2 separate regions of the Homo sapiens genome follow, and region 2 is linked to region 1. A link is a contact called in ENCODE Hi-C data. All regions are on one chromosome and are shown on one strand. Each heading gives the region's core, a stretch centred on a gene start or an enhancer-like site at or near the end of the contact. The rest is flanking DNA. Distances are from core to core; before and after follow the strand shown. Region 1 holds the start of MRPL14 (mitochondrial ribosomal protein L14). Region 2 holds the start of ENPP4 (ectonucleotide pyrophosphatase/phosphodiesterase 4).

What was found. A loop is a pair of places that touch in the nucleus more often than their neighbours do. Pooled maps may share reads with other maps.
Region 2: a map of naive thymus-derived CD4-positive, alpha-beta T cell shows a loop between it and region 1 (20-fold over the local background). The contact joins the promoter of ENPP4 here to the promoter of MRPL14 in region 1. A Hi-C loop is called at or near these places in 1 of 168 maps with a recorded cell type or tissue (naive thymus-derived CD4-positive, alpha-beta T cell), 1 of 37 single-sample maps with no recorded cell type and 6 of 50 pooled maps.

The regions. Positions count from the first base shown.
Region 1 is chr6:44,122,877-44,130,723 of GRCh38, forward strand. MRPL14 (mitochondrial ribosomal protein L14) reads right to left here and starts at 4,576. Exons shown (of 3, transcript NM_032111.4): 1 at 4,468-4,576. It overlaps TMEM63B (transmembrane protein 63B), which reads left to right and starts at 4,678. Exons shown (of 24, transcript NM_018426.3): 1 at 4,678-4,802. RefSeq lists silencers at 4,309-4,368, 4,399-4,448, 4,469-4,868, 4,909-5,018, 5,199-5,358.
Region 2 is chr6:46,125,189-46,133,035 of GRCh38, forward strand. It overlaps ENPP4 (ectonucleotide pyrophosphatase/phosphodiesterase 4), which reads left to right and starts at 4,801. Exons shown (of 4, transcript NM_014936.5): 1 at 4,801-5,001. It also overlaps a transcript of CLIC5 not described here.

The sequences.
Region 1 (7,847 bases), core at 3,326-5,825:
CATGCAAACACAACCCCTCCCACCTCAGGTTTCTCCTCAATCATTCTGGACCAATAAGTACTTTCATTTGTTGCTTACAGACTCATTACTGTTTTTGCTGCCCAACTATTTCCTTTTAGGAAGTTTGGTGTGTGCGTGGTTTTGTAACCTCACACAATAGCCACAATAGCATGTTATAAATCTCAAAGTACTTTCACACAGATCACTTTCTTTGAAGATTTCAGTCCTAGCACCCAATGGAAACAAAGACAAACAGGAAAGACCAACAGTCTGCAAGGGGGCTGAATCTGCTAAGGATTTTAAATAGTTCTGCAGGCTCCACAGAGTTGGAGAAATGAAGACAGAAATGCTAAGATTTGTTGATTGACTCGTCCAAGGTTACAAGGCAACAAGGCCCAGACCAGAGCCCAAGGCTGTTTTTATTAAACACTGCACAATATTTGCACAGTGAAGATGCTGCTTTAGCCACTAATAAGCTACATGGATAAAATAAATGTTCCACATGCAGGGCAAGTACACCTTCTCCTTTGGCAAGGCTGCAACATAATCTTCAAAAAACTCAGGAAACAAAAAGCCATCTCTTCAATAAATATCTGCACTACACTCAGGACAGCCTCGGACCAAAGCTAAAGCTGATTTTGAGTGGTCTGCCAAGGTGTGAGTTCTCACAGCAGCACTATCAATAAGTAAAGTATCCCTCAATAGCATGATCAGCTGTTTCCACCACAGCTACCACTTAGAAAACCCCATTTCTCAACCCCATTTCACAAAGGGAAAACATGTCTAGGGTTCTTGTCCTATATTTGTTTATATAACTTATGCCCCACCTTGTTGCAAAAGTATTTAAATTAGGGCGTGGTGGTTCACACCTGTAATTACACCACTTTGGGAGGCTGAGGGAGGAGGAACACTGGAGCTCAGGGGTTGGGGATTGCAGTGAGCCATAATTTCAGCACAACACTACAGCCTGGGTGACAGAGCGAGACCCTGCCTCAAAAAAAAAGTAAGCAGTAGTACTTAGATAGATCTGACAATTCTCAATTATTCAAGATGGTTTTTCAATGTGTAGATTTGTATATTTTATCTACTCCAGTTTTGCTCCCCCTCCCATCCCTACCTCACAAGTGTACAAACATCTATAATCCAGATATAAATTTGTAATATTCTTCATCTGGTCAAACTCAGGAAAAACTGCACAAGTCAAAGTAAAATTCTACTGAATCATATACATAATTCCCTTCCTATTAGTACCTCCATTGGGCCAGGTTTAGGTGGGCTCCAGGTTTATTAAGATGTCAGATAGGCAGGAGAGTAGTGTGAAAAAGTTAAAGAATGGGGGTGGGAGGGTGCTGCTGATGGAAAGCATATATCTCTTTCACTCCATCCTCCCCTTCTCTCACACCAAGTCTGTGGCCCTGGAATCACCTGTCTGGGTCTCAACGACTCTCTGTCAAGCAGAGATCATATTGGGAAAAGCAAAGAGGTCTGGAAATGGAAGTGCTTTAGCTTCACTCATGTAAGGGATCATTTTAATGTGGACAATCCTTCTCTGAATTATCCAGTACAGACTAGATCTGCAGGATAGTTTGTTTACCAGATCCTGGCCAGGAAGAGCAAGCTCGTTCCCTGATTCTCAGGGCAGCACCATAGGTGCCTCTTTAAGATCATAGCCCTGAAAGTGTTTTCAGTTTAGAGTGGACATGGTAAATTACTTCCTCTCTTTTCTAAGACATAAAAGATTTTTTGAGTTTTTAACAGAGGGCTCTCCTACTCTGAGTGGTTTCACTGGTGAATGGTAAGCTACTTTACTATGACCTTTTTAAATATTCAGCATATTACCTGACCCAGAACAACATTTCTGAGATCTGAACTGCAGTCTTCTCTTGCATACTAGTTGTCACTGTAAATACACATGTAAAATCACACCAGGGTAAGCTACAACCCAGACAAACCATGAGCCTATAAAATAGAAGGCTAAACCATAACCTGCTTTTCGAGACCCCCCCTACAGCCCTAAGAACTATCCAAGTAACCTGACAGTAGGAAAATCCACCTTAGGTGTGCCCAGGCATGATAATCCCAAAGACATAAATGGAGCAAAATAGGTTTTAAAGAATTCTTGCAACACTGAAGACTAGGAGCTAAGAAGAGTCTAAATAACCATGCTCAGTGCCCAACCACCTGAAAAGTGGACTCCAGGGAAATTTTGTTGTTGTTATCCACCCCGCCCCAAGGGAAACATTTTATCTTTAATATTCAGGAGCAATAATAAAATATTTTGGCCACTGTTCTTCAAGGATTCCACAAGGCACTTAATTCTCATGTCAGGCTTTCTGAAATGCTTGCCCTGGAAAGTGTCACTTGATGGCTCACACACTCCTTGAGGATTAGGTGCTGACCCTAATTAGGCACAGGCAGAAATAGTTCAGGAATCCACATGCTCAGATTCATAACTATACTTTTTGTAAAAAATAAAAACATATAAAAAATGCCTTCTGGCTGGACAAGGTGGCTCACGCCTGTAATCCCAGCACTTTGAGAGGCTGAGTTGCGTAGATCGATTGAGGTCAGGGGCTGGAGACCAGCCTGGGCAACATGGTGAAACCCTATCTCTACTAAAAATACAAAAATTAGCCAGGAGTGGTGGCTCGCGCCTGCAGTCCCAGCTACTCGGGAGGCTGAGGCATAAGAATTGCTAGATCCCAGGAGAAGCTGCAGTGAGCTGAGATCGCACTGCTGCACCCAGATCTCCCCAGCCTGGGCAAGAGAGACTGTCTCAAAAAAAAAAAAAAAAAAAAAAAAAAAGGCCTTCTAGTGATCCTCAGAAATCCAAAAACCAGACAACTATGGCTTCCACTTCCATTTTTCAGATATCCATTATAATACTATTTGACCTCAAAGTGAATTTTATTGTTCCACACAAGCAACAGATTACACCAATTTCACAACTCCCAGAATCCAAACCTACAAAGACCCTTCCCACCAAGCACTTTACCAAAAACGGGCTTCATCTCCATCTTCCTTTCTTTCACAGTTGAAAAACTGCCCTTCCTAATTAAGCCAACCAACTTCTTACCTCAATAAAATCCTTGTTTTTCAGTAGCACGTACAGTATTTCCAGTGATGAACAGTGAACTGTCTTTCGTCTCACACAGTAACCTCCGTGAAGAAGATCCACCTTGTTCTTTACTGTATATTCCTGGCATGCTAACTGCATCCTCAGACAATTTTAAGTGACTGAAAACTCAGGCAAAGAAAGGCAAGAGGGCAAATAGAAGGGCACAGGAGACAACGCTTTTCAAATTTTTCTCACTGCGACCTACAGAAACACACTGTAGAACACCTCCTAGTACACTCACACGTGTGTGTACACCTGAAGTGTCAAGAAACAATACCCTAAGTGCAACACCCTCTGATATTTTCTATTTCAAGTGGCCGTGATCTACTAAACTGATTTCCAACTCACCAATAGGATTCAGTTTGAAAAACACTGCAATAAATCAAACCTTACAGTTGCATTCCACAAGCTACTAATGAACTCTTGAAAATCCAGCATACAGCAGAGACGCTGACCAACTACAAGATCCAAACCCCCCAGGTGGGCAGTGTCCTTCTGTTCAGCAGTGGCAGTTCCCCACCACCACCAGCCCTGAGAGTTAATTATCTCCCAAACTCCCAGAGTTTCCCAAGTAGCCTGAGGTGTCTGTCATATGCCCTTTTAACCTCTTTATAAATTCAGTCCCGTCCGTCTCTTACGGTGGCAAAGTTCATTTATCGTCGGCTGTGGAAAGCAATACTTCCTTTTTGTCCCCTCCAGGAACCAGAAATTAAATGACCAGGTTGGTGCCCGTTGTGCCTTTATGATCTATTTGTGTGGGTGATATATAGAAAGAGTCTCAGTCTCTCCCTTCATCTTTCCAGTCTTAATCACTGGTAGATGCAGTCTCTGGTGAAATAAGAAACCAGGGAACCCCCTGGCCTGGGGGAGGGCGCACTCATCAGCGTTGACAGAGTGAAAGCAAAAACTCAATCCTCACACCACAGAGGCGTCTGGCTAACTCATCTCCAGACCTAAGTTGGGAAAGGGGAGGGGAGCGCGGAAAGCGGAGAAGCCGGAGGAGACGCTCCGGAGTGACCAGCGACGGCTGAACGCAGCCCGCCCTCCCCAAGTCGACGCCGCAACCCGGGGAAAGCAGGTGAGCGCCGGCCACGGACTTGGGGGTCGCAGAAGCAGCCCACGGAGAGCGGAAGGGAGGAGGATCCGGGTAAGGGGCCTCCCCTCCCCGTCGGGACCCCCCTCCCCGTCGGGACCCCCCCCTCCCCGTCGGGACCCCTCCCACTGACGCTCTGCCTCCCACTCTGGCCTCTCCTCACTCACCCCGGGGAGTGGGCCTCCCCTACTGCAGAGAAAGGAAGAGGAGAAGGAGGGAATGAGGACTTAACGCCCACCCCTGCCCCCCACCATACCGCTCTCGCCGCCCGGGAAAATCCCGCCGCGGGCCCCACCAGCCAAGCGCCGCCTTCGCCCCACGCGGCCTCTTCCTAGCGCCTGCGCGCCAGGCCCAGCCCGGCGGACGCGATCTGAGAGTGCGCGCGCACCTTGCGTGCGCCGGCGTGCGGGGCGGGACCTGCGGGGCTCCGCCCCCTCCCCCTCCCTCCCCCCGCTCCCCCTCCCCCATACACTGCCGCGGCCGCCGCAGGAGCCCGGAGCTCGAGCCGCCCAGCGACTCCCCCTCCCCCTCCCCCAGCCCCGCCCCGCCCCAACCCGGGGCTCCGAGCCGGAGCCGAGTCTGCGCCTGGGGGTGAGTACGCGACCCCTACCCAGCCCTCGCTCTTTTCTTCGAAGATCCCACCACCACCCAAAGAAAAAACCTGGACTCAGCTGCGCGTCCCCTCCCTTCAACCTCCTGCGGGACCCAGAGGTGCCCGGGCCCGCGGGACCCAGGGGTGGCGCGCGCTGCCCCCAACCCCGCACCATCCCGAGCCAAATGTGAGTCCTCCAACCCCTGCCGGAGGTCCAGATACGCGCCGCCGGCTCTCCCCAGCCCCGGGGAGATCCCAAAGGGTGGGACCCCCGCCCCCGGCCCCCGAGTGCCACTCTTCTCCCACCTGCCCGGTGCAGGTGCGCGTCCCCTGCGCGACCCTCGGGGGTGCCAGCTGCGCCCCGCCTGTCCGCCGCCGTTTGGGGAACTAGCCGCCCCCGCCCCCGAGTTTTGGACCCCGGGGTCGCCAAGTCCGATGCCTTCTGTGCCTTTTATTTTTTCTGCTGCTCCCGGGGGCGAGTACACCCGAAGCCGGTCCGGGGTAAGGGCTCGGGCTCGGGCAAGGGCAGGGTTCGCAGGTGCTGGCACGAGGCCGGCCGCTGCCCCCGGCTCTGGGGACTGACTGGTCGGCGGGCTGGAGAGGCGGCCGGCCCCGGGAGCGTGTCCTCTCCTTGCGCCCCACACAGTGCAGTTCATTCATGAGCCGCCCGGGCCTGCGTTGGAGGGTGCGGTGGGGAAAAGATTCAGACGCGAAACCGAGAGTGGGGCAAAGGCCCTGTTGTGGGGAGGGGGCGCCGCTTTGTCCCTCCTGGCTGTCTTGACCGCCTAAGGCGGACAGTCCCAAAGCTTGGCACCTTGTTCCCCAGAAAAGGAAAGGACGCTTGGGAAGTGGGGAGGAGAGGTCAGAGGGGCTGGCTGCCCTTGGGGCGCTGTGCTGCCCCCTGCCTGGGTCCCCTGGGCAGAGGTCTGGCCGCTCGGGGCAAGCCTGAGCACTCCACCGCCCTGGGGGGCTGGGGCTTGCCTACCCATTACCAGTCTGCAGCAGCCGGGGAGCAATGAGGCTGTGCCCAACACCTGCTGAAGAGGGGCCCATCCTGCCTCCCAGGCCAGGGTGAGGTGGGGAGTGGGAGTGTCAGCCAGGCTTCAAGTGGGGGTGTGCTGGCAGCGTGATTGTCCTCCAGGGCACCAGAGGGTCCAGGCCTTGGCATGCCCCAGGTGGCACATGCTGGGGCCTGCTGTTGGCTCACTCAGTGCAGTCTTGGCCTGTGGGTGGATGGGGACATGGCAAGGCAGAAGGCAGGCAGTGGGTAACTAAGAACCCCCTTGGACATCATTCAAGTTCTCTCCAAGTATAGCAGAGTCTTAGAGACCTGCGTTCAAATTCTAGCTCTACTATTCTTCAGCTGTGTGACCTTGACAAGTTACTTAACCTGTCTGAACCTCAGTTTTCATTAAAAAGTGTTTATGCCTATAATTCCAGCACTTTGGGAGACTGAGGCGGACAGATCACTTGAGGTCAGGAGTTCGAGACCAGCCTGGCCAACATGGTGAAACCCCATCGCTACTAAAAATACAAAAATTAGCCGGGCATGGTGGCACACACCTGTAATCCCAGCTACTCAGGAGGCTGAGGCAGGAGAATGGCTTAAACCTGGGAGGCGGAGGTTGCAGTGAGCCGAGATTGTGGCACTTCACTCCAGCCTGGGTGACAGAGCAAGACTGTCTCAAAAAAAAAAAAAAAAAGAAAGAAAAGAAAAAGAAAAAAAGTGTGGTTACTACCACCTCCTTACAAGTTTTATCATGGGAATCAAACAAGGTAACAGAAGTAAAGAGCTTGGCATCCTTCCTGGTAATTGATCAATAATGGGTTATCATCTCTGAACTTCTGACCCATAACTCTCCCATGCCTCCACCTCCCAGGCTACCACAGATGGATGGGGTATGTTCAAAGAGTGAGAATATTCCCTGTCACTCAGTGGCAGAGTCCCTAACACAGTGTAAACCCTTAGGTCTAAATAAGAAGCCCAACCTGACTGAGGGGCTCTGTTATATTTCTATCATGTTACATTCTGTGTTTTTATCTTATTTTTGTTTTTACCAATTTTCTTTCTCTAAACCAACCCCTTTTATTCCATACCTTATTAATAACAATAACTAATTCCTAGAGCCCATTATATGCCTTGAACTATATTAAGAGCTTTACATAAGTCATCTTGTTTAATCCCCAGAACAACAACACAACTGGATTATTGTCCCATTTTACAAATGAAGAAACTGAGGCCCAGGGTGACTAAGTAATTTTCCCAGGTTAGAAGCCTGGTCTGTCACATCCTAGAGTCTGTGCTTTTAACCACCAGACTATGGTGCCTGTCCCCTATGCCTGCCTCAGAACCTGAAATCACAAACCCAAGGCCTGAGTGGAGGGAAGCTACAAGCAAGAGGAAAGGCAAGCAGGTAGAAATAGGGTATGGCATTTCTCCAGTGTGGTAACTGACTGCCTCCGGCTCCCTGGTGGAAGTGGCTCTTGTTTGCAGATAACTCTGCAAAGTGCAGTGGTTAAGAGCATACACTCGAGCCAGGCAGCCTGGGTCCTTATCTGGGTCTACCACAGACTGGCTGTGTGACCTTGAGCAGCTCATATACTCTCTCTGTATCTCAGTGTCCTCCTGGGGTTGTGATGGGGAGCAAATGAGTTACATTTGTAAAGTGCTTAGAACAGTGCTTGGCACAAAAGAAGAGTTAAATAAACATTTAATACTATTATTTTACTACTTTTTTTTCTTTTTCTGTTTTTCTTTTTTCTTTCCTTTTTTTTTTTAGACACGGTCTCTGTCTGTCGCCCAGGATGGAGTGCAGTGGCATGATCTTGGTTCACTGCAGCCTGGAACTCCCTGGGCTCAGGTGATCTTCGCACCTCAGCTTCCGGAGTAGCTGGGACTACAGACATGCACCAGCATGCCCAGCTAAATTTTGGTGGTGGGGGGTATCTTTTGTAGAGACGGGGTTTTGCTATGTTGCCCAAGCTGGTCTCGAACTCCTGGGCTGACGTGATTCTCCCACCACAGCCTCCCAAAGTGCTGGGAT
Region 2 (7,847 bases), core at 3,551-6,050, 2.0 Mb after region 1:
AATGATAGACTGGATTAAGAAAATGTGGCACATATACACCACAGAATACTATGCAGCCATAAAAATAATGAGTTCATGTCCTTTGTAGGGACATGGATGAAGCTGGAAACCATCATTCTCAGCAAACTATCGCAAGGACAAAAAACCAAACACCGCATGTTCTCACTCATAGGTGGGAATTGAACAATGAGAACACTTGGACCCAGGAAGGGGAACATCACACACCAGGGCCTGTTGTGGGGTGGGAGGAGAGGGGAGGGATAGCATTAGGAGATATACATAATGTAAATGACGAGTTAATGGGTGTAGCACACCAACATGGCACATGTATACATATGTAACAAACTTGCACGTTGTGCACATGTACCTTAGAACTTAAAGTATAATTAAAATATATATATATATTTTTAAAAAGTTAAAAAAATAGTTTAAGCAAAAAGATAATTTACTGAGTCATGTAAAGTGAAAAGTCCAAGGATGGAGCTTCAGGTTAACTTGGACCCACGTGCTCAATGTCATCACGTGTTGGACTCCAGCTCTTGGCTTTGCTTTCTTCTCAGGTAGACTTTCCCTTTACAGTGACAATGATGGCCACCAGCAGCTTCAGTGATTGCTAAATAGGTAGATTATCAACAATTGCCAAATAGGTAAGCTTATACTCTACCTATTTAGCAATTGTTGCTGAAACAGGGACTCTTTCCCAATTATTTCAACAAAAGTTTCAGAATTGAGTCTTTATGGCCTGGACTGAGGCATGTCCCCATCACTGAACTAATTCATGTGGTTAATGGAGTAAAATTGGCTCCAAAAGGCCAAGTTTGAGTCAGGCTTAGGGTGACCAACTCACCCCGATTTGCTTGTTGCTTTTCTGATTTTAGGATTAAAAATCCCATGTCCCAGGAACCTCTTCCATTTGGGACAAACCAAGATAGCTGGCACCTTAGGAGTCTGCCCCGTGGATGAGGGGAATTAACAGTCAGCCCCATCTGACTCCCATAGTCAAAGAATGAAGGTGGGTTTGTCTCTTGGAGGAATTGCCAGAAGGAGGAGGAATGAATGCTGGGCAGGCAAAAGCAAGAGAGTAATGTCCTCTCCATTCATTTTCTTAGATTAGAGGCACCTTGAGGGCAAGGAATTAATCTTACTTATTTTTGTATCTTTTGAAAAATTGAGCACATTGCTCTCCACATAGGAAAGCCTCAAAAGAATTTATACTGATTCTTTCACAGCTTTATTAAATATTTGAAAAAATTCCTTTAGAGTGAAGGTCTAACACAATAGTTCATGGTGGTTAATACAGAATCATTTTTTAAAGGAGCACTTAAAAATATTTTACAATCTTAACTTGATTGAGATTATTCCAATATAATCTTACTGAAAATGGAGTAGGTGAAAAGTTTTCACCAAAGGAACTTTCAAAATCACTAAAATGCAATGATTCATAAGGTCCTTTTCCCCTGTTATATTTAAGATAAAATCTGTATTACTTAAACATCTAATTTATATTAAAAAGTGAACCTTAAATACTCTCCTTGACATTCAATTATTTAGTTTCAGTTGTGTTGTTGTTTAATTAGAACTGAGCAGTGGACAGGAATTGTTTTTCTTTGGGAAGCGTGTGGCTTTTGCTCTGAAACCTTCTTCCTGTAACTTCTAACTTCTGACCTTCTCCTGGCCAGCAATGAGTTATACATCACAATTAGGAGTATAAAAGAGAAATAATTGTATAGAGAGCTATGTCTTAAATTTTGAAAACAGGATAAGATTTTTAAAATATTTTGTGTTAATGAATAAATGTTCAGTCTTGAGCGTAGTTCATGGGAGAAAAAGAAACTGCCTTTGACATGCTGCTTCCAAATCTGACATTGCCCCATAGAGGCAAATGCTCTAGTTGTACTTAGTTTTTGTGTATTGATAAATAATATTTCTATACATTTATAGGGCAGATGTGATATTTTGTTACATGCATTGAACGTGTAACAATCCAGTCAGGGTATTTAGGGTATCCATTACCTCGAGTATTTATCATTTCTATGTGATGGGAACATTTCAAGTCCTGTCTTCTAGCTATTTTGAAATATAAAATACATTTAACTATAGTCACCCTACTCTCCTATCAAACATTAGAATATATTTCTTCTATCTAACTGTATGTTTGCTCAGTCATTTCTCTGTGGGGTATATTCATTTGTAAATAATAAGTTTAGACTATTGCCTCTAATTCATTTCAATCTCTAACATAAAATGGGTTTAAAGGCTCTCTATATTTCCAAAATTTATATAAAATTCCCTTTGCAAAAGCTGAGCTGAAAGAACATTATAAATGAATATTATTTTGCCTACCTAAATAAAACAACACTTATGCCTAAAAATCACATTGTAAATAAGAAATTTATGTTACTATTATGTTTTCTTTTATTATCATTAAAGTTCTACAATGAAACTATAGTGAACTTTGTGGCCGGCTTCCCAGCACCCATTCCAACTCATTTCCATTGAGAAAAAAAGTAAAGTTTGGGTGAGACCTCAGTTTAAGATGTGGACTGCATTGGTCTACAGGTAACCATATCCTTTGCTGGCTTAGATTTGGATATGTGACACAATTCTGTCCAAAGTGATTAAAGGAGACAGTTGCTGAAGACTTCTAAGAGACAGAAGAAATCTAGACGTCATTTCTATCACCCAGTGGAAGTGAAAAATGAATTACATGGTTCCTGTTGCTGCTGGTAGTTATATTTACCACTAAAGGAACCAGAAGTCTACTCTGTTAAAAGCCAAGTGTAAAGCTGCAAAGAACTGAGTACATTATGAAATCGTTGAGTTGCTAACTCAACCAGTCCTGAAGTCTGCCTTACCTCTGGACTTCTTGTTCCACAAGACGATAAATATCCTTACTATAACAGGATTTTGGTTGTGGTTGAAATGGTAAATATATAGAGGATAACAAAAGTTTAGGGCCAAAGGTCCTTATGTGTCATTTTGTCCCTCTGTTCCTGACCACTTTATCTTACAGAGCAAGAGCCCAGGTGGCATGAGACTCCCTAATTTAACCCAGCCACACAGGCAGTAGCAGTGGATAAAGAGAGTCCTCTCCTGATGCCCATCCAGCTGCTATCTTCACCACACATCTGACCTAGATGGCATTCAGTTTTGTCCACCCTTTAAGCATACATATGCACCTACTGAATGAACAAACAGGATATGCACAATACCCCCAAATGCCACAAAATTTAAGTTCTGCTAATCTTAAATGTTATGTCATTGGACATTACCTAAATTCCCCCAAAACTTGGCCTTACCCTGACTATTGTTCAAATTGGGGTACTTTTTTGGTCATAATGATAATAATCCCCAAAACAACATGTGTCAGATACTGTGCTGAATACTCTACTCGCTTTCCTCATTCATTTGATAGTAAGAGGTTGGTATTGTAACAAGACGCGTTTTGCAGATGAGGAAATGAAAGCTCAAATAGGTTGAGACACTGGCCCATGATTGCTCTGCTGGTGAGTGACAGAGTGAGTATTCAAACCAGGTTCTAGGGTCTGCAGGTTCTAGGGATTCAGCTACAGACCCACTACCATCCCCTCCAGCTCTGAAAGCCCATGGATCTAAGATGCCCATATTCACCAATGCACAGGCCAACCTGAGACTTAAAACTGGAATTAATTTATCAAGGCACAAACTAATAATCAACGGAATACATCTATTGCCAAATCATCTCCATGGCTGCTTCCAGATTGTTGGTAATAGCTATACTGTAAGGTTCAGACCAAGGGGACCAACGTCAGAATTTGTTATCTAAGGTCCAGTACTGCAGTTTACTAATCCAGGTACTGGATTTACAGCTATTAAATACTTAACACTTGAGGATATCACATGTGATTAATATTCTTAATTTATTTGTACTTTTTATTTGAGCTGGAGATACAGTAGTGAACAAGAAAGAAAATACCTTCTGGAGCCTGCATTTTAACAAGCGGGACAATTAAATTCAATAGTGATTTAGCAAGTACTTCTATACCAAGTTCTGTTTGGCACTACAGATAAAAAGAAAAAAGATGCTATCCTCTCACTGCCAAGTGTGCCTGGACAACCCAACTGTTAGCGAATAATTCTACTTCTGTTTGGTAACTGCTCTTTATGTTGGAAAGTTTAGTTACATTATTCTATTAAATAACCTTCCAATTAAAAGCAGGAGCACAATCCCACATACGCGTCTGTCAAAGTAAGCACCCATTTCTCAGCTGTAACTCATTACTGGTTCCCTGCCGCAGGCACTGTGCTGCTTTTAACCTTACTTGTAAACTATTACCTAACTTCCCCGGTAAAGGTGCTCGCTTATCCAGTAAGACGGACAGACGTCTATGGTAGATCCACGTTTCATTTATCCCAACTCACTGGAACTGGCTGAAGCTTCTCCAGACTTGTGCCGGACCTTGGTGCAGCCAAAGTTGCTTTCTCCGCGGCCACCTAAGCTGCCAGGTGCACATTAACTAAGTGGCAGAAGGCCATCGGCTTGGCAATTGCCTGAGGCCTTTCCGGGACTCGCTGGTTTTTAGGTTCCATGAAGGGCATCCAGATCTAGGATGATACGAAAAGTGCGTGGTGGGAGAGTGGAATCAACCTCTACTCTTAGGTCCGATACAACCCCTCCAAGCACCTGTCTAACCAATCGGAAAGAAAGTTACATTCAACGCTGGTTCTAGCATCCAATCCAAGGACGTGTTTCAGACTCTGCTGCCCGGTCCCAGCCAGCCCTGAGCTGGCGCCTTAGACGCTCGCCTGGCAGCTGCGCACACTCGGAGCGCCCCGAGCGGCGCAGATAGGGACGTTGGGGCTGTGCCCCGCGGCGCGGCGCCTGCCACTGCGCAGGCGCCTCAGGAAGAGCTCGGCATCGCCCCTCTTCCTCCAGGTCCCCCTTCCCCGCAACTTCCCACGAGTGCCAGGTGCCGCGAGCGCCGAGTTCCGCGCATTGGAAAGAAGCGACCGCGGCGGCTGGTGAGTACGCGCCTCGCGCGCTCGGCGTTCTGGGGGGCAATGTCACCCCCTCTCCAGTCCCCTAGGGGCTTTGAAAATAGAGATGGTGAGACCAGACCCTATGACCCACTCTCCCCCACTACACGCACATCCCCTGGGGCGCGGCGGGGACGTCCACGAAGGGACTCAAAGAGCCAGGGAGGTGGCGGGCCGAGGCGGAGGCCAGGAAGGGAAGAGGAAAGAAAAATTAGCAGGTGCTGGGGAAGGCAACCTGTGGTGTTAAGTGTGAAGGGAGGGAAGTCAGCCGAACGGTAGTGGAGGAACCTAAGGTGGGTCTGGGGTAAAATTGAGGGGAGCTGGGGCGGGGTCGCCAGGCTTTTGGTTTTAAAGGAGAACCACCCATGGCATCGACATCCGTCTGTCTGAATATTAGATTAGAGTTTATGTTAATTATAGATAATGATATTTAAGAACTAATTTCCTGGAAAACAAGCCAACCAAACAATAAAAGGTACATTTAAGTGCCTTTTTAAAGGGCTGGATTAAAAGCACGTAAGGACTTAAAAACAATGCTTCCTTTTCTTGTCACAACCACCCTATGAGATCATAGCATTCCCATTTTACAGATGACGAAAGTCAGGCTCAGAGAAGTGAAGGGACGCGTCCAACCAAGATTGTACAACTAGTGACAGGCAGATTCAGGTTTACACCAGATCTGACTCCAGAAGGGCTTTGCTTAATCAGGCAATCTTGTGGACCCAAGTCTGAAGGAAGATTTGCCAACTACTGTGAAATATCAACTGCTGGTTTCAGTATTATGAGCTTCTATTTCTTCTTTTTTCCCCTCAGAGATTGTTTCAATCTGTTTTAAGGAAATTAAGAGGCCTGCTGCACTTGTGCGTCTTCCCCCCACCTCCACTTAAATTAGTTACAGGATATAATTTGGAAGACATTTTTTTTTATGGTCTCAGGTCTTAGATTTATTTATTTATTAATTATTATTATTATACCTTAAGTTTTAGGGTACATGTGCACAATGTGCAGGTTAGTTACATATGTATATATGTGCCATGCTGGTGCGCTGCACCCACTAACCCATCATCTAGCATTAGGTATATCTCCCAATGCCATCCCTCCCCCTTCCCCCCACCCCACAACAGTCCCCAGAGTGTGATGTTCCCCTTCCTGTGTCCATGTGTTCTCATTGTTCAATTCCCACCTATGAGTGAGAATATGCAGTGTTTGGTTTTTTGTTCTTGCGATAGTTTACTGAGAATGGATTTCCAATTTCATCCATGTCCCTACAAAGGACATGAACTCATCATTTTTTATGGCTGCATAGTATTCCATGGTGTATATGTGCCACATTTTCTTAATCCAGTCTATCATTGTTGGACATTTGGCTTGGTTCCAAGTCTTTGCTATTGTGAATAATGCTGCAATGAACATATGTGTGCATGTGTCTTTATAGCAGCATGATTTATAGTCCTTTGGGTATATACCCAGTAATGGGATGGCTGGGTCAAATGGTATTTCTAGTTCTAGATCCCTGAGGAATCGCCACACTGACTTCCACAATGGTTGAACTAGTTTACAGTCCCACCAACAGTGTAAAAGTGTTCCTATTTCTCCACATCCTCTCCAGCACCTGTTGTGTCCTGACTTTTTAATGATTGCCATTCTAACTGGTGTGAGATGATATCTCATTGTGGTTTTGATTTGCACTTCTCTGATGGCCAGTGATGGTGAGCATTTTTTCATGTGTTTTTTGGCTGCATAAATGTCTTCTTTTGAGAAGTGTCTGTTCATGTCCTTCGCCCACTTTTTGATGGGGTTGTTTTTTTCTTGTAAATTTGTTTGAATTCATTGTAGATTCTGGATATTAGCCCTTTTTCAGATGAGTAGATTGTGAAAATTTTCTCCCATTTTGTAGGTTGCCTGTTCACTCTGATGGTAGTTTCTTTTGCTGTGCAGAAGCTCTTTAGTTTAATTAGATCCCATTTGTCAATTTTGGCTTTTGTTGCCGTTGCTTTTGGTGTTTTAGACATGAAGTCCTTGCCCATGCCTATGTCCTGAATGGTAATGCCTAGGTTTTCTTCTAGGGTTTTTATGGTTTTAGGTCTAACGTTTAAGTCTTTAATCCATCTTGAATTGATTGTTGTATAAGGTGTAAGGAAGGGATCCAGTTTCAGCTTTCTACATATGGCTAGCCAGTTTTCCCAGCACCATTTATGAAATAGGGAATACTTTCCCCATTGCTTGTTTTTCTCAGGTTTATCAAAGATTAGATAGTTGTAGATATGCGGCGTTATTTCTGAGGGCTCTGTTCTGTTCCATTGATCTATATCTCTGTTTTGGTACCAGTACCATGCTGTTTTGGTTACTGTGGACTTGTAGTATCGTTTGAAGTCAGGTAGTGTGATGCCTCCAGCTTTGTTCTTTTGGCTAAGGATTGACTTGGCGATGCGGGCTCTTTTTTGGTTCCATATGAACTTTAAAGTAGTTTTTTCCAATTCTGTGAAGAAAGTCATTGGTAGCTTGATGGGGATGGCATTGAATCTATAAATACCTTGGGCATTATGGCCATTTTCACGATATTGATTCTTCCTACCCATGAGCATGGAATGTTCTTCCATTTGTTTGTATCCTCTTTTATTTCCTTGAGCAGTGGTTTGTAGTTCTCCTTGAAGAGGTCCTTCACATCCCTTGTAAGTTGGATTCCTAGGTATTTTATTCTCTTTGAAGCAATTGTGAATGGGAGTTCACTCATGATTTGGCTGTTTGTCTGTTGTTGATGTATAAGAATGCTTGTGATTTTTGCACATTGATTTTGTATCCTGAGACTTTGCTGAAGTTGCTTATCAGCT